4 separate regions of the Homo sapiens genome follow, and all the other regions are linked to region 1. The links are chromatin loops, found by intact Hi-C in ENCODE. Cell type or tissue: CD4-positive, alpha-beta T cell. All regions are shown on one strand. Region 1 has its middle 73 kb from the start of EIF1AY. Region 2 has its middle 73 kb from the start of KDM5D-DT. Region 3 overlaps TTTY10 (testis expressed transcript, Y-linked 10). Region 4 has its middle 310 kb from the start of KDM5D.

Region 1 (5,000 bases):
TTACAGGGGAGTAACATGCAGGTTCCTAACACTATTATTATTCCTATTACAAGAGTTTTAAATCCTCCTAGAGCTGGAAACCATTTTCCAAACAGGAATCTAGGATCAAACCTATGCCAAACCTGCATGGGCACATGTGCCAGTTTAGTCATGTCTCTATATTTTCAACTACTTGTCCTTGATCATCTATTTGCAGACAGCAATTAGGCAAGTTGAATTTTCCACAGATGACTCCTTTGGCTGCGAGCAAATAGTCTAAGGACAATCTATTTTGATAGATGACATTTCTCATGTGGGTTTCCTGCCAGGATAAAAGAGTCAAAGCTCTGCCAATTTCATTAGTGGTTATTTCTAAGATGGCCTGTAATCATATGATCTGGCTGAGCATGTAGATGAGGGTTTGGTATCCCGATGAGCTGTCCTGTGCCTATGTGGCAGGCCTATACTACTGTATGATCCTTTGGCAGGGGGGCCACTCATCATCTTTCCAATTTCCTATAGCTATGCTTCTCTTTTCCCAGGAGGGACAGACAGGGAAACCTAGGAGCTCACCTGTTTTTATGGGCAGTAAAAAAAAAAAAAAAAAAAAAAAAAAAAGGATGGCTTAACGGTGCCAATGACACAACTACCTGCACATTGATCAGGTAACTGAGTATAGGCTCTGTACCTACACATATCCAGTATAGTCCAGTGGGAACCGTACAGTCTCAGTGAGATTCTGGAGGGGCCTAAGCAGTCTGTAATTTAGCAAATTTACTGATGGGATTCTTTTCAGTATGGTTTACATCCCACCAGGAGACCGTCCCTGTTGTGCTATTATACAGCGTCTGTCCTAGACAATTGAGCCTTCCTACAGGGATGGCGAAGTCTTTTCCTTCTCTAGCTATTCAGTATTGTCCAATAATTGAGGTTTTCAAAACCCGGAAGTTGCTAGTTTGGGTTTTCTGGACTGGAATTATGTTAGGAACTGGATCAGTAGGCACCAATTCTCAGGCTTCCCAAGGCCATTGGTCTCCCACAGTGGTTCCCCAACATACACAACAAGAAGTAACATTGAAGAAATGAGCTACATTTTCTGCTAACTGGGGAAATAAGTTGTCTTTTTCAGAAGCTCTGGTGCTGGCAGATTCAGCTCATCATAAAAGGTCTGAAACACTGGTTTGGGACAGCACCTGTGGACGTACCCTTGGACTAAAATATTTCCTTGGGGATCCAGTCCAGTTCCATTGATTCCTAGAGTTACATACTCTCCTGTTTTCCAACAGAGATCGAGGGGATTGGCAATTAGTAGTTCTAATGGGTTACAGTGAGCACTAGTACAGGAAGAGTTACTCTTTCCTTTTTGAAGGTGAACAGTGTCCTTCTCATCTTTTTTCCAGGTGGCCTAAATGACACAGGACCAGTAACTACATTCATCACTACACAGTCCTAATTCATGACAAACATGCTTATTTTCTACTATATAACCTCTTTCCCAATCTAGAGAGCCACATCTTATTCTATTTCCATACAAGTCACTGTTGATTGCCGCGCAGGCATCAAATTTTAAGATAATTTGTTTGGGAATTCTTTTTCTTCTGTTCTAGTTATTACTGTACTCATATCAGCATTTCCCCAGTTGCCAGTCCTCAATCTTACTTCAAAAACTGTATTCATAGGGGGCTCAGATGGGTTATAGCACACATCAGGCTGGTCACTTCCTGGGCTACATAACTTTCATAGAGTGGAATTATATAGACAAGTTCTTCTCTAGAGTTCCAGTACATTCATAATAACTATAGAACAGAAAGACTGTTTTAACCTTTTGCCCTACCTCAGTAACTTGATGTATACACTGGGAAAAGTCCTCAGTCCGAGGAAGATCAGTTGAAGTCCTTACTGTACAAGTCCAAATTTTAAGGAAAATGAGGCCCATGATGAGTTTCCTCATGCTTCAGCCATGCATGGACCAGTCAGCTTCCACATATGACTGGAGCAGGGCTTGTCATCTTCTTCAGAGTCACTTTGCAGGGATTATCTGGGCTTGGTCTCACCTTCCAGGTGACAGGTGCTGCAGGTTTTATGCAGCTGTGGTGGATCCAGGCTGTATGGCTGTGGGAGTGGTCAGGATGTTGGTCTGGGGTCCTTTCCACTGTGGCCACAAGGGGGCTATGTTCCAATCCTTGATCCACACCTGATCACCTGGGGAGAAAGGGTGAACTGGGGAGAATAAGCTGATGGGGCACCTCCCATTTACCCAGGCTGAAATTGTGTGTAATTTTCCCTAAAGCCTGTAGCTGTCACTGTAACTCAATTTCACCTAGCTCTCGAGGAGTGCCTGGGAGTCCCCATAGTATGGGAAGGAGGCTATGATATAATATTTCATAAGGGGAATATCCTATTCTTTTAGAAGGGGTACATCTAATTGTAAACAATACCATAGGGAGAGCTTGTACCCACTTTAATCTTGTTTCTTGACACGCTTTCCCTAAACTATTTTTGATAGTGCGATTCATCCGCTCCACCTTTCCAGAACTTTGTGGTCGGTAGGTGCAGTTTCCATGTGATCCCCAATGGCTTTGCTGTCTTCTATACCAAGTCAGCCACAAACACTGGGCCATTGTCTGAGCTGATTCATAAGGGCAGTCCAAACCTAGTGATGAGATCTCGGGGAAGCATGCGGGTTACTTCACAAGCTTTCTCAGTCCGTGTTGGATAGGCCTCCACCCACCCAGAGTATGTACACACTAGAACTAGCAAATACTTGTTGCCTCCATGTTTGGGCATCTCGGTGAAGTCTACTTGGAGATCTTCAAAGGGGGCTGCTCCATAAGACTGTATGCCAGGAGGGGCTGTTGGACCTTGCCTAGCATTGTGTTGCCAGCAGGTGACACACTGCTGCACCACTGTTTTCGCAAGGGCTGACAGGTGCAAGATGTAGAAGTACCAGCCTAACAACTTTTCAAATGACATTTGTCCTAGGTGGATGGTCTCATGCACAGCCAGTATGACTGCGGCTCCTAGCATTTGCGGCATGGCTATTCTTCTGCCCAATAACCAAATCCCTCCCTCTTCTATCACTTGCCCTCCTTCTGCCTGAAGAAAGTCCTTCTCTTCTTTAGAATAAGTAGGTACAATGTCAGGTGCCTGAGGGAGCAGGGGGGCTGTGACTGATGCCCAGTAGGGGGTGGATACTGATTTTCAAGCCTCTGAGTCAGCTTGGGAGTTCCCCAGGGAAATCGAGGTGGAAGCTCACTGGTGTCCTCTGCAATGCATGACTGCCACCTTTCGGGGTCTCCACACTGCCTCTAATAATTGCAGGATCTCTTGCTGATCTTTTATGTATTTTCCCCCAGTGTTCAACAGGCCTTTTTCCTTGTATAATGCCCCATGTACTTGGAGAGTTAAAAAGGCATGCCCAGAGTCAGTGTAAATGTTTACAATCTTACCATCAGTTAGCTCTAAGGCCTGAATTAAAGCAGTAAGTTCGGTCATCTGGGCTGAAGTGCCCTGGGGCAACGATTTGGCTTCAATGACAGCATTTCAATGTGCGGGTTACCACTGCATATCCCGCACACCTCTCTCCTTGTGGGATGATGAAGCTGCTCCCATCCATGCACAGCTCCTAGTCTACTGTTGTCCAAAGATGGTCTCAGAGGTCAGGTCTGCTAGAATAAACTGAGTCCAACGCCTCTACACAGTCATGTTCAACTGGGCTCTGATACTGGAAACAAGGTAGCAGGGTTCAGGGTGTTGCAAACTTCAGTGGTTATGCAGGGATTCTCACAGAGCGAGATTTGGTATCTAGTTAGTCTAGCATTCATTAGCAAATGATGTTTTTTGGTATTCATTAAAGTGACCACAGCATGGGGGGCCTTTATGTTTAGATTTTGCCCAAGAGTTAGCTTATCCACTTCTTTTGCTAGCAGGGCTGTTGCTGCCAAGGCCCTCAAATATGGGGCCAACCCTTAGAAACCCCCTTTAGTTGTTTAGAGAGTTAGGCCATCAGCCTTGGCCAGGGCCCCATACTCTGGGTCAAAACTCCAACTGCCATTTATTCTCCCTCTGACACATATAGTGTAAAAGGTTTTGTCTGGTCAGGTAGCCCCAGGGCTGGGGCTGACATGAGGTTTTCTTTTAACTAATGAGAAGCTCATTGCTGTTGGGATCCCCATTTGAAATGTTCCTTTTCACCCCGCTTTGTGACTCCATACACGGGGTTAGCCAATACTGCAAAGTTTGGGATCCACAACCTGCAGAATTCTACTGCTCCTAAGAATTCTCTCACCTGCATTCTGGTCTTAGGCTCCAGCAGGTTGCAAATGACTTGCTTTCTTTCTGGCTGTGCTCCCCTTGTCAGATAGTAAATCCCAGCTGACGTACCTGCTGTCTGGAGAGCTGAGCTTTCTTCTTGGATACCTTATGCCCACAGTTCTCCAGGTGTTGGAGAAGGGTATATTCCCTTGGTGCACCAGACTGCCATGGGTTGTCCCAGCAGGCGGTCATCGACATACTGGAGCAGCACGCAGCCTAGGTCTCTGGAAGGAAACTTCTGGGGGTCTTGAGCCAGTGCCTCCCCAAAGATGGTGGGGGAGTACTTGAACCCTTGGGGGAGCCGTGTCCAAGTGTACTGAGTGATGACACCTGACCCTGGATCCTCCCCCTGAAAGGCAAACAGTTTTGGGCCCTCAGGGGCTAGTCTGATGCTAAAGAAAGCATCTTTCAGGTCCAAGGAGGTGAATAAGTTGTCCTCAGCTGGCAGGAATTCTAACAATGTGTACAGGTTAGGTACCATTGGATGCAAAGTCACTGTAGCTTGGTTGACCAAGTGCAAATCCTGTACTGGCCTGTAGTACTTGGTCCCTGGCTTGGGAACAAGTAGGAGGGGAGTGTTCCATGGAGACTGACAAGGGACTATAATTCCAAAGGCCTTTAGGCACTTGAGATAGACCTGGATGCCCTCAAGATCTTCTCTGGAGACTGGGTACTACTTTTGCCTGGCCAACTGGGCCGCAGGCTCA
Region 2 (5,000 bases), 830 kb after region 1:
GCGGTCAAGTGTCTTTTGGTTGTTTCCTGGGGCCTCCATCCAAGGGAAATGCAGGTCAGCAATCTCTCAATGCAACCAGCCCTGGAAGGATATTTTGTGTTGTAGGACCAAGCCAGGGATTCTCTGTCTGATAATTAGCAATATGGGGTGTGTGAGACTTATGGGAGATGGACTGGTCGCTTCTCCTTGAGTCAACAGCAGTTTGTTGGAGGTGTAGATAAGGCACTTAGGGTCTTTTCTCCTTTGTTAGTTTCAGGGTGGCAAGGGCAGTTTCACTGCACAGGCTGTGGCAGGAAGGCTTTTAGTTACTTCTTGAGGCTCCTGTCCAGGGATTTGCCAAGTTGCTACTGGGTGATAGCTCTGAAGGGTGTGACTCTGTAGAGACTCTACTTAGCTCTGAAGGCCCAGGTCTGGAGGACCTGCTAATGGGACGTACAGGACTGGGCTATTACATAATAGTTTGGCTACTTTTATACAGGGTTGCTGCAATATGTTGTAGCTCACTCCAGCCTCTAGTCATGTCAGACTGTTCTCTTGAACAGTGATACCTTGAGGTACCACTAGAGAAGGTTGAAAAACAGCAAAGATGGCAGCCTTTTTTCTGTCTCCGGGAACTTAATCCCAGGGAGGTATAGGTCTATTGCTGACACGAAGGCTCCTGTACGACGTGACTGGATACCTTGGTTGAGAAATCCCGGTCAGTGAATAAAAATGGGGTTAGAGACCCACTTTAAAAAGCTATCTCCCCGCTTTGATAATGTAACTGTGCTGTGCTAAAGGGTTTGCTTCAGCCCTGGTTGCCTCAGATGCTTCAGAGCTTGAAGTCTGAAACAGTTAAATCACCTAAACAACTAAATTTGTGGCCCACCACTCTCTCTTATAGCACCATTTCAGGGAGATTACAAATATCTGTTGGCTGGAGAACACCACCGTGGATGGCTGGAGGGCCCGATTGGGCCTCGCTCAACCAAGAGAAATGTGATCAGGGATCCGCTTTAAAAAGCAGCCTGGGCACATTTTGCTAGAGCAGCTGTGCTGTGCTGAGGGACCCCCTTCATCTCTAGTAGGCTCAGAATGATCAAAACCTAAAGGCTGGATTGGCTAAGTAACCCCAAGAACAAAGATGGTAGCCCAACTCTCACTCGGGGGGTGCTGTCCCAGGGGAAAGTCAAGACTTTCTTGGCTGAAGAACTTGCATAAGGGAGGCTAGAGGTCCCACTTGGGAGATCCCAATCAGTGAGAAGGAACAGGATGAGGACCTGCTTAAAGCAGCAGTCTGTCAACATTTTGGGAGGGCAACTGTGCTGCACTGGGGGATTCATACCCCACCCCCCAGTTGGCTCAGAGTCTCCACAGCCTGATACCTAAAGTTGCTAAGGTGTGCAACCAACAAAGATGGTTGGGACTTTCCCTTTGAGATTTCCTTCTTAAGGAGGTGCAATGACACTAACAGTTGACACAGGGGATAAAAAGAAATTATTTAGGCAGGTAGTGAGGATAAAAGAGTTCTCAGCAAGGCTTCCCTTCTAGCAAAAAGCAGCCCAATAAATTATCTGCTATAACAAGGAGGAGCCTAACAAATAGAGCTGCAAACATAGATTAAAAAGCTTGAAGCTTACATGGGTGAATGCCAGCAGCTGTGCCAATAGAAAAGGGCTGCCTGGGCAGCAGACATGACCACCAAGAAGTCCCCATTATCTTTTATCTTTTTACCATGTATACAGTAAAGAAACAGGCAACATGGCACTAACCAGGCAGAAAACCTATCTGCATAGTAAAAGATTAGAGTAGAGGTGGCCAGCTTTTTGCACCCTCTGCAAGTGGCACTCCTAGACCTAACCAGTTTCCTATGCCATATGCAAATGGTTCATCCAATCTTTTGTTCCCTATGTCAATCAGACACTTAATCCTTAAGCTTATCTATAAAAACCACTGCATTTCACCATGGAAACAGCAACCCATTTTTTCAGGCCCTCTCTGTGCAGCAGAGAGCTCTTCTCTTTCTTTTGCCTATTAAAGTCCACTCTGAAGCTCACTCTTTTTGTGTTTGAATTATAGTTTTTCATGACCATGAGACAATGAACCTCATGTATCACTGCCAGACAGTGAGGTCACTTCACAGTGACTGGCTGGAATTCCACGTCAGTGTGGCTTATCTTTTGAGGTGCTTTGGAAGTGGGGCTTGCAGGTTGTCATAGTTCAGACCCTTGCATTCAACCTCTTTCACAGGGTTATGTACAGGGATCTAGCATCCCACTTTTTTTTTTTTTTTTTTTTTTTTTTTGAGACTGAGTCTTGCTGTGTCTCCAGGATGGAGTGCAGTGTCTGGATCTTGGCTCACTGCCATCTCCACCTCCCATGTTCAAGAAATTCTCCCTCCTCAGCCTCCCAAGTAGCTGGTGTGGGATATGATAAGGTTTCTCTTCAAATAACTTGATCAATCTTTTATTCTTTAACTCATAGTACCCCTAGTACCTCCCCTCTTTTTTTTTCCTTTTTCTCCTTTTTTCCTTTTTGCCTTTGTTAGATGCCCAGGCACACCACAGTACCAGGCGTTATCAGTACCAGCTTACATTCCTTTCCTTATTTGGAAAGAGGACTAACTTTCTAGCTCATTACAGACACCCCTTCCCCTTTCGTTTCTGCTTTCTTTTATGTGCCCCCTTTATAAAAAAAAAAAAAATCAAATATGTAGCCAACCAGGGTTAGTTTAGATTGTATGAACAGACCCCAGCCAATCGGGAAAGGGTACAGAGGCAGGACTTGCATCAGGAATAAAGGCTCTCTTGTGCCCCTTTGTTCAGGTGTGCTCTCAAGGCGACTGGCCAAGGAGGCACACCCCTCTGCACAGAAGTAAAATTGCTTTGCTAAGAATCGTTTTTTCAAGTGTTCCATTTCCTTAGGATTTTGACTGTTATTCCTAACACTTCTGGCACCCAACTTTGGGGCTCCAATATTCTCCTTAGGTACGGGGGCCTTCGGTTACCCTTCCCAAGGGAGACGCATCCTACTGTCTCGTTAGGGTGGCCCTAGGGTGAAGGAGATCAGGCCCACCTGTGGTAATGAATAAATCTGGATTCGCAGCAAAGCGGGGAGGAGAGGCTTGCAATACCGTGGCAATAAGAGGACCAGGCAATTATTGTGCATGGAATAAGGTAGGAGACTTCACGAAGGTGACAAAGTATTTCCTGGGTGGTCAGGATGAGATGGAGGCTGAGAATGTGTGAATGGGAGTAAGCATCGTGGTTGTGTGGAGTGAATGAGTCTTCTTTTCAGTCTCATGTTGCCATCTATCGACTAGAGGCAGGAAAACACAAAGTAGACAAAGAGGAAGGGGGAGGGTAGAAACCTCTGACAGGTGGGGTTGGAGCTTTTCCCTAAAGCCTCAGTAAGCCTCCAGGAAGGGTGAGGGTAGACATCTCTAAGAGGAGGGGTTGTCCCCCAATAACCCATAAGACGGGGAAAGTTTCAAATAATACAGGAAAACCAAAGAGTCTAGAGAGTGATGAAATTCCTTCAGATAGCCCCTTGGGGCTTATGCTAAAGTATTGGAAAGATAATGAGAGAACCAAGTATAAAGAAAAACAGCAGACAATAAAATATGTTGTTTGATTTGGGTTCGACAACCCATCCTTAAACCCTGAATTTTCTGGCCAAAATTTGGGTCTAATGAAGAACAGATTTGTCAGCTGTTAATCAAACGTGTTAATGATAAGAACCCTGTCTCCCACGAACAAATCGATTACACCCTCTGCTGGCAGCAGGGACCAGTTCTCCTTTAACCTTTAGACTCTGGAGGGAGAAAGTCAGAAGCCAACTCTTTTAAAAGGGAAACAGTTCCCATAGCTAGACAACCCACAACTACTAACTAACATGTGGGATCCTTTAAATCATCTTCCTTCATTCAGCGCCCCCTAACCCGCCAGTCTGGTTCGCGTTTCAGGTCCCTCCCGTTTCCCTCACTCTTCCAGCTGCCCCCCTATTCCGCCCCTCTGGTACCCGTCTCAGGTTCCTCCCCTGCTTGTGTCACTCTTCCGGTTGCCTGTGATTCCGCCCTTCCAGTTCCCATCTTACGTTCCTCCCCTGTTTGCATCACTCTTTCGGCTGCCTCCTATCCTGTCCCTCCAGCTGCAGTTTTGGGTCACTCTCCAGCCATCTCAGGCCATGTTCCAGCCTGTGCCCTCCCTCCAGCTGTGGTTTCCGATTATTCCCCAGCCATTTCAGGCCACGCCCCAGCCTAGGCCATCCCTCTGGCTGTGGTTTGGGGTTACTCCCCAGCTGTTTCAGGCAGGCCCCAGCCTGTTCTATTACCCCAGCTGCTGCCGTGGATCCCTCCTCCACTTGTGGTGCTTCTGCTCATATTGCTCCCCCTCCTTATATTCCCAACTTTGCAGAATTACCGTCTTGTGAGCCTGCCCCTTCTTAACCTATTAAGTATCCCTATTTAAAGGGGCTTCAACATGAAATAGAGCAATGTAAAAAAGATATCCAAAACTTTCCCTTTCCCTTCACACCCAAAGAGCCAGATCCAACTTTCTTTCCTTTAAGAGAGGTACCACAGGGTGGAGGGGCTATTGGCTTTGTAAACCCTCCCTTGATTACTTCAGAGGTCTGGAATTTAAAAAAGAAGTTTAAGCCATTACTGGATGATCCTTATGGAGTAGCAGATCAAATTGATCAATTTTTAGGGCCTCAGATATACACTTGGACTGAGTTGATGTCCATCTTCAGCATTCTCTTTTCAGGAGAAGAATGAAGTATGATTCAGCGGGCTGCTATGGAGGTTTGGGAACATGAGCCCCATCCTGGTCAAAATGTTCCTCCTGCAGGCCATAAATTTCCAGCCCGAGGACCCCCAGTGGGACAATAACAATGCAAATCACCAGGAAAACATGCAAGATCTAAGAGAGATGATAATAAAAGGAATTTCAGAGTCAGTACCCCGAAATCAAAATATTTCCAAAGCATTTGATATTCAACAGGAAAAAGATGAGGGACCT
Region 3 (5,000 bases), 88 kb after region 1:
CAGGATAACCACACTACTTCAGTCTATGGCTGAGATAGTCTTGACTTGAAATACAAAGTTTTGTTTTGTTTATAGCAAAGGCTGATAAGTCTAAGCTAGCTGCACATGTCATGGAATAAACTGCCTTCTGGTGGGTACCAGTATTAACGGGACCACTCTCACGTTGAAGGTAAGAATACCTGCAGCTAATTTACAGACTTCATTCAAGATTCACAGTGGGGTCTAGTATAGAGTGTTATCTGCAGAGACACTACTAGATAATATCTCTGTGTGCCACAAAATTGCCCAAACTTTAATAAATTTACTCACTGTGTACCATTGTGAGTACGCATGGTGACAGAACTGCAAGACTATCCAGGTACATCTCATAGCCATTTTCAAAAATGACAGTAACTATGTGACTGTAGCAGAGGGGTCTGGAGCCATAATAGCATCATCCCAACAGAAACTGTTGTGGCATAAAGAAAGGCTAGCTTGTTCTGATGGCACAGATGGGCATTTCCCTTTGGGTCCTTATGTGAGCACTATTAAGCTAGGATCACGGTGGAGAAAGAATTTGCAGTCAAGTTATAGAATGATATTTGGGTTTACTGCCAAGACAAAGGTAGGGATACAGAAAAATCTTTTTGCCTACGCTCTAGTTCATGTGACCCTTTCTTGACCTATGGTTTCAGTCACAGTGTCAAGAACATATAAGGCTGTAGCTGAGCCAAAGTAGCCATTCGGATTACAATAAATTGGAATAAATAGAATAAATTAGAATGAATAATCTGCCACACGGGTATATGTCTGCACTCCCAATATCTCCGTTTTTAGGCCTTGGGCTCCACCAGAGTTTCACAACCACCTACTTGAATCCCAAGACTCCCACAGAGCAAGAAAGATACTTCTTTGTATGGATGGGTACAGAATCATTGTCGTCAGGGGATATAAATGGGTGACCACTTTTTCCACCATATTGCTGAGGTCACCCTGTATTTTATATTCTGTGAACAGTTATCATGTTATTGCACAATATACACAAACATTTACTGAGTTAAACACAAGTTTACTCACTATGTACCATGTCTGACACATCACCAATTTGTGTGTCTGTGTGTGTGTGTGTGTGTTTGTGTGTAGTAGTTAGAAGCAAAAGAAAAAGTGAAACCCTATGGAATCCACATGGCCCTCGCAACTGTTGAGTTATAACTGTATTACTGTGATTGGTAGTGTGCCAAGCAACAGTCCAAAGAAATGAGAGCTCTAGATACTCTGTTGTAAATGCTGAACTCTCCACTTGTAAATAAAAGAGCATAGTTATTTTTTCAATATTATTTATCGTTATTTAAAATTGATTTTCATAAATAATGTTACCTCTGCAAGGTCAGAGTAGTGTATAAAAATGCCTAGATGTCCATAAGTCCACTTCAGGGGCTGAGGCCTCATGGAGAACCTTTACAAGGTCAGTGTAGAGAGGACATACGGGGTTGGAGTCCCAACACAGAGTCCCCACTGAGGCACTGCTTAGTGGCGCTATGAGAAGGCCACTGCCCTCCAAGCACCAAAATGTTAGATGCACTGACAGCTTAATCTATGCATCTGAAAAAGCTTCAGGCACTCAATGTTTGCCCATGAAAGCAGTTGTGGGGGCTGTGGCCTCTAGATCCACAGAGGTGGAGCTACTCAAGGCCTTGAGAGCCCATCTCTTACATCAGTGTGGCCTAGATATGAGATATGGAGTCAAAAAATTATTTTGGAACTTTGAAATTTAATAATTGCTTTGCTAGCTTTAGAACTTGCATGGGGCTTTTATACCTTTGTTTGGGCTAATTTATTTCTTTGAGAACAAATGTATTTACCCAACTCCTGTACCCTCATTGTATCTTTTCTTTTTTTTTTTTCTTTTTTTTTTTTTTTTTGAGAGTGAGCCTGGGAGTCTCACTCTCGGGCTGGAGTGCAGTGGCACGATCTCGGCTTGTTGCAACCTCTGCCTCCCAGGTTCAAGCGATTCTTCTGCCTCAGCCTCCTGAGTAGCTGGGACTACAGACGTGTGCCACTGTGCCCAGCTAATTTTTGTATTTTTAGTAGAGATGGGTTTCACCATGTTGGTTAGCCAGGATAGTCTCGATTTCTTGACCTCATGATCCCCCTGCCTTGGCCTCCCAAAGTGCTGGGATTACAAGTATGAGCCACCACGGCCAGCCCCTGTATCCCCATTGTATCCTATCAGTATATAATTTTTTTTTTACAAGCTCATAGGCAGATATAACTTGTCTTTTCTCAAATGAAACTTTTGACTGTGGACCTTTTAAATTAATGCCAAAAAGAGTTAACACTAGAAAGACTCTTGGAAATAGATAACAACTGTATTTTGCCATGTGAAATTTGGAAGGGGTCAGGGGTAGTATAATATGGTCTGGATTTATGTTTCTGCCAAAATATAATGTCAAATTGTAATAAAGAATATAAGAGAAGGGGCCTTTTAACAGGTAATGTGATAATGGGAGCACATACATCCCTTTGCTCTTTTTGTGATAGTGAGTTCTCAAAATGAAAATAGTTAGCTGGCCTTAGTTATATAGAAAGAAAAGGGTCCCCAGAGATCCTCCAGAGCAGGGAATGTCAGTGCCTCATTTCCATAAAACATAAAAGGAGCCTGGAGCTGGGTGTGGTGGCTCAGGCCTGTAATCCCCACACTTTGGGAAGCTGAGGAGGGCAGATCACGGGGTCAGGATATCAAAATCATCCTGGCTAACATGGTGAAACCTTGTCTCTACTAAAAATACAAAAATTAGCTGGGCGTGTTGTCGCCTGCCTGTAATCCCAGCTACTCGGGAAGCTGAGGCAGGAGAATTGCTTGAACCAGGGAGTCGGAGATTTTAGTGAGCCGAGAATCACGCCGCTGCACTCCAGCCTGGACACAGAGCGAGACTCCCATCTCACAAAAAAAAAAAAAAAAAAAAAAAAGCAGCCTGGAAAAAACAAATCAAGCTGAAGGCACAGATAAGAAAACTAGCACAGGGTGCTGTGCCTGGAGACATGTTTGTGGCTGGCACACACAAAAAAAAACAGAACCTCTGGCCCATTTGGATAAGAACTTATGCAAACCTTAGGCTCACTAAGGTAAGTGAAGAAGGCATGGCATAAAAATCCTATTTTTGTGGAGTCAGCATGATCAGGACATTTTTTTTTTCTCTTTTTGTGGACATGGGCATGATGGTTCCAGCAGGTTCCACTGGGTAGTTTTATTTTCTTTTGTGGACAGCAATTCTGGCCTCTGTGAATTATCACTTTAGACCCTGATTGGCACTGGGCCAAGCTCTCCAGTTGGCTTCAGACCAGGGTCCCAGGCCAAGCTGTTATCCAAGACTAAGCACATTCCTTATCCTTTCCAGTCTATAAAAATCCTAGAACTGGCCTCATAGTGGGAAACCAATTCAGGCCTCAGCCACTGCTCACAAAAAGTTTTCTCTTTTTGCTTATTAAACTTCTGCTTCTACGTTATCCTTTTGCCTGCACTCCTTTATTGTCTTGGATTAAAAAAAAAACTCTGACGATTATCTCAAACAATGAAAGACTGCTAAATCTTGGTGCATTGGTGAGACTGCAACATATTTTGGTACATTGATCGAGAATAAAAGAATTCATCAGAAAGTTGAATAAAAGCATATTTTTAACTTTAACCCTTTACTTTCATTTCTGAGGCTTCTTGTCTATTCCAATCCAGTTTCCTTTCACAGAGGGCCTAGCCATGATGTGGGATTGAAAGGAGGTTCTAGGCCAACTGAAGATTTCCAGCTGGGGCTATATCTTGGTGTTACCTGAGGGTCTTTGGACTAACATCTAGCTCCCAACAGCCCATCAGGGTGTCAGCAAAAAAACTTCTAGTCTTTTCTCGTCACATATTCTTTTTTTTCTTGTGGATATCTTGTCTCTAATCCCTATTTTGTATTCAGTGTTGTGAGTGTTTTTGCAAGCTAGGGATATAATCCTGCTGGGTAGAGTTAGTCAGTGTCTTAATAATTACAAATGTAATTCAAAAAAATTGTTATTTTTGTGGTTTCCTAGAAACAAAGGGATTCAAATTTCCATCTAAATTCTTACCTTATAAGGACCCTTCTATCCCTTAATAATAGACACTCATGGCACCATGTGGGATAATAGTTCTTCCTGAGTGAATATTCTTCTATTTGTATTGTTTTTTATTCTGTATAAGAGTCCAGCACAATCCAATGAATCTAAAGATTCTATATGAGATAAATTAATTTTCTTATTCTGGGGAGGATGCTTCCAGCACAATCCAATGAATCTAGTTTCTATATGAGATAAATTAATTTTCTTATTCTGAGGAGGATGCTTCCAGCATAGTCCAATGAATCTAAAGTTTCTATATGAGATAAATTAATTTTCTTATTCTGGGGAGCATGCTATGGGAAAGCCTATTAAACCCCAAACCTCTCTTTCAAACTTTTTCCTGAAAAGAATTTGAAGTCAGAGTTTTATCTCACATATCTAACCCTACATCACCACCTAGTGGAGTGAAATTTTTCTCCATGTGGAGTCTTGTCAGCACTCTACCACAAACGACTAGTTTCCCAATTCCTTTTTCCTTTTACTTTTTTTTTCTTTTTTTCTTTTTTCCGAGATGGAATTTCACTTTTGTTGCCCAGGCTGGGTGCAGTGGCATAATCTTGGCTCAGTGCAACCTCCATCTCCCAGGTGTAAGTGATTTTCCTGCCTCAGCCTCCTGAGTAGCTGGGATTACAGGCATGTGCCACCTCACCTGGCTAATTTTGTTTGTATTTTTAGTAGAGATGGGGTTTCTCCATGCTGTTCAGGCTAGTCTTGAACTCTGGACCTCTGGTGATCCACCAGCCTCGGCCTCCCAAAGTGCTGGGATTACAGGCATGAGCCATCATGCCCAGCCCCTTTTACTTTTGTCTATCGGTAATCAGGCCCATCTCCTATTTGTAGACAAGAAAACTCTACTTTCAACAGCCGAGAGAAAGCCATCCTGA
Region 4 (5,000 bases), 1.2 Mb after region 1:
AAAAGTGCTATATTTGGATGTGAGTATACCATTTTTCCAGGTACAGCCTGTCACGGCTTCCCTTGGCTAGGAAAGTGAAATCCCCCAACCCTTTGTGCTTCCTGGGTGAGATGACATCCCACCATGATTTGGCTCACCCTCTGTGGGCTGCACCCACTGTCCAACCAGTCCCAATGAGATGAACGAAGTACTCTCAGTTGGAAAGACAGAAATCACCTGTCTTTTGCATCAATCTCACTGGGAGCTGCAGACTGGAGTTGTTCCTGTTCAGCCATCTTGGAAGCAACCATGGATTTGATTCTGTTGCCATGATACTAGCTGGTTATTTTGCAGACTTGTTTATGTGATTGCGTTATAGTTTCACTGGCTTGTATACTTCCGTGTGTTTTTGTTGTGGCTGGTAGTGTTTTTTTTCTTTCCATATTTAGTGATTCCTTCAGGAGCTGTTGTAAGGCAGGTCTGGTGGTAACAATTTCTGCTACCATTTACTTATCTTAAATGGGTCTCATTTCTCCTTCACTTTTGAAGCTTCTGTTGGGTGGATTTGAAATTTTGGACTGGAGTTTCTTTTTTTAAATAATGTTGAATATTGGCCCTTAATCTCTAATGGGTTGTAGAGTTTATGCTGAGAGGTCTGCTGTTAGTCTGATGAACTTCCCTTTGTAGGTGACCTGGTTTTCCTTTCTGAGTGACCCTCACTTTTTTTAATTTTTCTTTCACCTCGGAGAACTTTTGACTATGTGTCTTGAGGATAATCTCCTTATGAAGTATTTTATTGGGGTTCTCTGCATTTCCCAAATTTGAGTCTTGGCTTCTCTAGCTAGGTTGGAAAAGTTCTCCTGGATGATTTCAAGCAATATGTTTTCCAACTTGGTGCAATTTTTCCTGTCTTTTTCTTGTGGAACTTTCCTTTAACAAAAAGCAGCCTCAAGCCATTTCTTCTTTAACAGAAAGCAGCCTGAAAAATATGCAAACTAGAAGCTTTTATATCTAAATGCAGGTGTACCTGGAAGCCAGGTACATTCAATATGGTGATTCCCACTTTTTTTTCTTGTCACCATGTTTACTGGTGTCATGGCACTATCCAGTTAAAACCATGTGTGCTGTTATCATGACAACCTCCAGGTAGGTGCCACATTTACATAGTAAAAGACTGGGGTGGGATAGCCAGTTATTTTGTTGGCTATATGAACGGCACCCCTGATCAATCCAATCTCCTGGAGCCTTTGTAAATTAGACACCACCTCCCAAAGCCTCTCTACAAAATCAGTTGCATGCCACCGCAATTTGGAGACCGTCTTGTGGTCGACTTGCTTTGTCAGCATGAGGAAGCCTTTTCTCTCTCTTCTTTTCTATTAAACTTTCCACTCCTAAATGCACTCCTTCCGTGTGTCTGTGTCCTGAAGTCTTTTTCAACCATGACTAAGAACCAGGGTATATATACTCCAGATGATGGAGCCATTTCATTTTTGGTGTTCTCACCTGGGATCAGGATCAGAACAAGAACTAGAAACATCAGAGTGGTGAGTTTGGAGTGAACCTCGTCTGTCGTTAATCTCAAGGCTCTCTTCTAAGCAGTTTTCTTTCACAGAAGTCCTCATCATTGCCTGAGCCTGGGAAGAGTCCTGGGGTAACTAAGAATTTCTGGCCAGGGCACATTCTGGTGTGATTCAAAGGCTTCTGGACTGAACCCAGACTCTGACAGCCAGTCTGGATGTTTGTAATGCATCTCCAGCTATCTTGTTGCAAAATTTTACTTCCTTTTCTATCCTCAGTCACTCTGGCTTATATTCTCTCTGTTTGTGCAATGTGAAGGGAGTTTAACAGTTCAGGGAAACAGTTCTGTTAAGAGGTATTAGCAAACACATATTATTCAATAAGTGCCTCGCTGTCTCTATCGGTTCCCTGATGATCCCATTGTATTTCTGAGCCAACATCTCCACCTAGTGGACAAACAAATCCTCTTCATCAGGCACTTTGAAGTTTCCTAATTCTCTCCTTTTGCACTGCTAGAAATCAGGCTCTAAGCCCCTTCCGGGAAAAGGAAGCCTTCAACAATTAGGAGTTAAACGTCCTCTATAGTCAAATTTTAGTCCTAATAATGTCCCAACAGCAGGAAAGACATCTGTTCTTTTAAGACATCTGTTCTGTCTTCAATTAGAATTGTACTTAATTAGTAAGTGGATTTTAATGGTCTAGAAGTTAAACAGAACCACTTTTCTAATGGTAAATGTTTTAGCACAGACTGTAATAGGAGGCAATCTAGCACATTGCCTCCATTAAAGAAGCTTCTACCAAAGACATCGTAGTTTCTTTGAACACTCATTTTTCAGAGAGCCAGGCAAATCACACAGGAGGATAAGCTAAGCTTGCATGCGTAACTTGTGGTTAATCCCATCTCTTAGTTTATCCCATTCCATGGCTTGGAGAACCATGCTCACAACTGTGAGCAGCACATTTAACCCAGTGCTGGGACTCAAAACTCAAGGAGAGAAAATAGTTGGGGGAACACTCCCACTTCCTTCCCATCCATCTTGGGTCACAATAAAAGAAGTGGGGAATAATTGTCACCTCTTATGCCAGATGGGTAACAGACCATTTTTAGCTTGCACCGCTCTGACATGCACTCTGAAACACTGGAACTTTTTTAACCTCAGCAATTTGAAAAGAAAAGCCCTCATTTTCTTTTGCTCAAGGCCATGGCATTTTTACTAAACCTTTGCAAGCTTGTAAGATCAACCCAGCTTTCTTAACAGGCATATCAGGCAGGCATATAGAGAATAATTCACCAGAATTAGAAGCAATTTCCATGGAATCATCTGAGTATTTTCCTTATTTGGGGCCACCTCAAATTCCCTTTTGATTGCAGGACCTTAGGCAAATAAAGGACAACTAAGGCCAATTTTTTGACAACACTAGTAGGCATGCAGAAGCTTTGCAGAATTTAACTCAGATGTTTCACCTCACATGGAAGGATGTTATGCTGCTCTTAAACCAAACCCTAACCACAGCTAAAAAAGAGGCAGCTCTATAGGCAGAAGAGAATTTCAGAGATGAGAAATGTATCTCCTATATTACACCTAGAAAGTAGAAAGCAGATAGGGAGAGCAAATAAATAGGAGAAACACCATTCTCAATAGGAAGGGAAAGTAAGGGAAGCAGTTTTTTTGATAGCCCTGATACCTTAGTAGCTCTACAGATAAATGGAGAAGAAGCACTTTTTAATATGTATTTTAGAGGGCCTATGAAAACCTAAGGCCAAACCTCTCAATTATTCTAAACTGTCTATGATAGACCAAAAGCCAAATGAGAATCCTGAAGCCTTCATGGAAAGGCTGAGAAAGACACTCATAGAGTACCTCTCCTTATCCCCTGATTCAGTCAAGGAACCGTTCATTCTAAAGAATAAGTTTATTACACAGGCAGCTCCAAATATTAGAAGGAAATGACAGAAGCAAGCTACAGGACCAGGAGGCAACTTAGAGAACCCCCTGAAGGTGGCCACTTTGGTCTTTTATAATAGCTAGAAAGAGGAGGCCCAAATGAAAGAGAGAAAGCTCAGGGGAAAGACAAATATTCTAGTGTCTGCTTTGCAGAGTTGCAAAGTGCTAGATCCCTGAGATGTATCCACTAGGTGCTCTCAGTTTGGCAAACCAGGGTATTTTAAGAAGGAGTGGCCAAATAGCAAGAAGCCAGCTCGACCATGTCCAGCCTGTGGTGAAGGCAACTGGAGACCAAAATTCTTCCAGGGGAGGAGGGCAGTGGGTTAAAAATCAGTCTCACAGATGGTCCAGCAGGACCGATGGGTCCTGGGGTTCAAATTCCTGGCTCCAGTGCCTCAAACTGCCAGTATAATACAGGAAGCCCCAGATGATTCTGGAAGTTGAAGGAAGGAAAGTAGACCTCCTTCTAAACACTAGAGCCAGTCTCTAATTTTGTAGTTTCTAATCCAGGCCTCCCCTCTTCTCATAGCATAACCACAGAGGGCATCTCAGGGAAAACTTTAGTTCAATATTTTTCTCAAGCTCATCGTTGCAGTTAGGAGGACATGTTTTTTCCACATGCTTCCAAACCATTGTCACTATGACTCTGCTAGTCGAAAAAAACAAAACAAAACAAAAAACCCCTCCAAATTAACCCAAAGAGATAATAACTTAACTGTTTACAACCCCACATAATGTAGCAGGATTACTGTTCTCTACAGAGAGCTCTTAGCTAATAAACAGCAGGTAAAGCAAGAAGTACATAAGGCAGGATAAGCCACAGCCATGCTAAATAATGTCACTCCCCAGATAAGCACTCAATTAGCTGAACTAATAGCTCTTACAAGAGCATCTAAATTAAGCAAGGGAAAGGTAGTTAACATTTACACTAATTCCAGGTATCTTTATCAGTTCTCCATGCTCATCCTACCATTTGAAAGGAAGGGGATTTTTTTTTTTTTTAACATTGATAAATCTCCCATAAAATATCACCAGAAAAATAACAGGTTATTATTCTTAGTTTTTATTTCACAATAAATAGCAGGAATGCATCATTAGGAACATCAAAAGGGAATAAAGTAGCCAAAGGAAATAGGTTAGCAGATCAGTCAGCTAAGTAAGCAGCAAGGAAGATTCAAGGCATTAACAAGTTCCAAATTATTCTGATCAAGAAGGCTCCATAAGAGAAATTAAACCTTAGTATTTTCCTGCAGGAATAGAATGGGCCACTTCTGAGGATATAGTTTTCAGCCCTCAGAATGGCTACAGTTAGACGATGGCAAACTCCATCTGCCAGCCTCCTGCCAATGGAAAGTCCTGAAAATCCTTCACTAAGCCTTTCACTTAGGAAAGAATAAAATTGATCAATGTGCTAAGAGATTGTTTCCAGGCAGACAACCTCTAAATTGGTTAAGTGTGTAAGCTCTCTAGATCACTTCCAGTAGGAATTAAAACAAGCAGAAGCCCGACCATGGGAAATACAACCACCTTTACTTAATCCAGGAAGTTTAGTATTAG

What was found. Peaks named below come from ENCODE experiments on the same cell type or tissue, not always from the same donor. Only the 100,000 strongest peaks of a DNase experiment are listed, where the experiment ranks them.
Region 2: it touches region 1 in a loop (18-fold over the local background); 2 of 110 quality-filtered maps call a loop at or near these places.
Region 3: a loop joins it to region 1, with 9 times the contacts of the local background. A loop is called at or near these places in 5 of 110 quality-filtered maps.
Region 4: a loop joins it to region 1, with 12 times the contacts of the local background. A loop is called at or near these places in 2 of 110 quality-filtered maps.

The regions. Positions count from the first base shown.
Region 1 is chrY:20,646,341-20,651,340 of GRCh38, reverse strand. No RefSeq gene overlaps it. Among named protein-coding and RNA genes, the nearest start is that of EIF1AY, 73 kb to the right of the region's middle. In CD4-positive, alpha-beta T cell, no CTCF peak of the experiment used is centred here; a DNase peak (open chromatin) is centred at 2,870.
Region 2 is chrY:19,815,400-19,820,399 of GRCh38, reverse strand. No RefSeq gene overlaps it. Among named protein-coding and RNA genes, the nearest start is that of KDM5D-DT, 73 kb to the right of the region's middle. In CD4-positive, alpha-beta T cell, no CTCF peak of the experiment used is centred here; no DNase peak of the experiment used is centred here.
Region 3 is chrY:20,558,402-20,563,401 of GRCh38, reverse strand. The region is part of intron 1 of TTTY10 (testis expressed transcript, Y-linked 10); the gene reads left to right. Among named protein-coding and RNA genes, the nearest start is that of TTTY10, 15 kb to the left of the region's middle. In CD4-positive, alpha-beta T cell, a CTCF peak has its summit at 4,524 (motif pointing left); a DNase peak (open chromatin) is centred at 4,511.
Region 4 is chrY:19,430,194-19,435,193 of GRCh38, reverse strand. No RefSeq gene overlaps it. Among named protein-coding and RNA genes, the nearest start is that of KDM5D, 310 kb to the left of the region's middle. In CD4-positive, alpha-beta T cell, a CTCF peak has its summit at 1,947 (motif pointing left); a DNase peak (open chromatin) is centred at 1,943.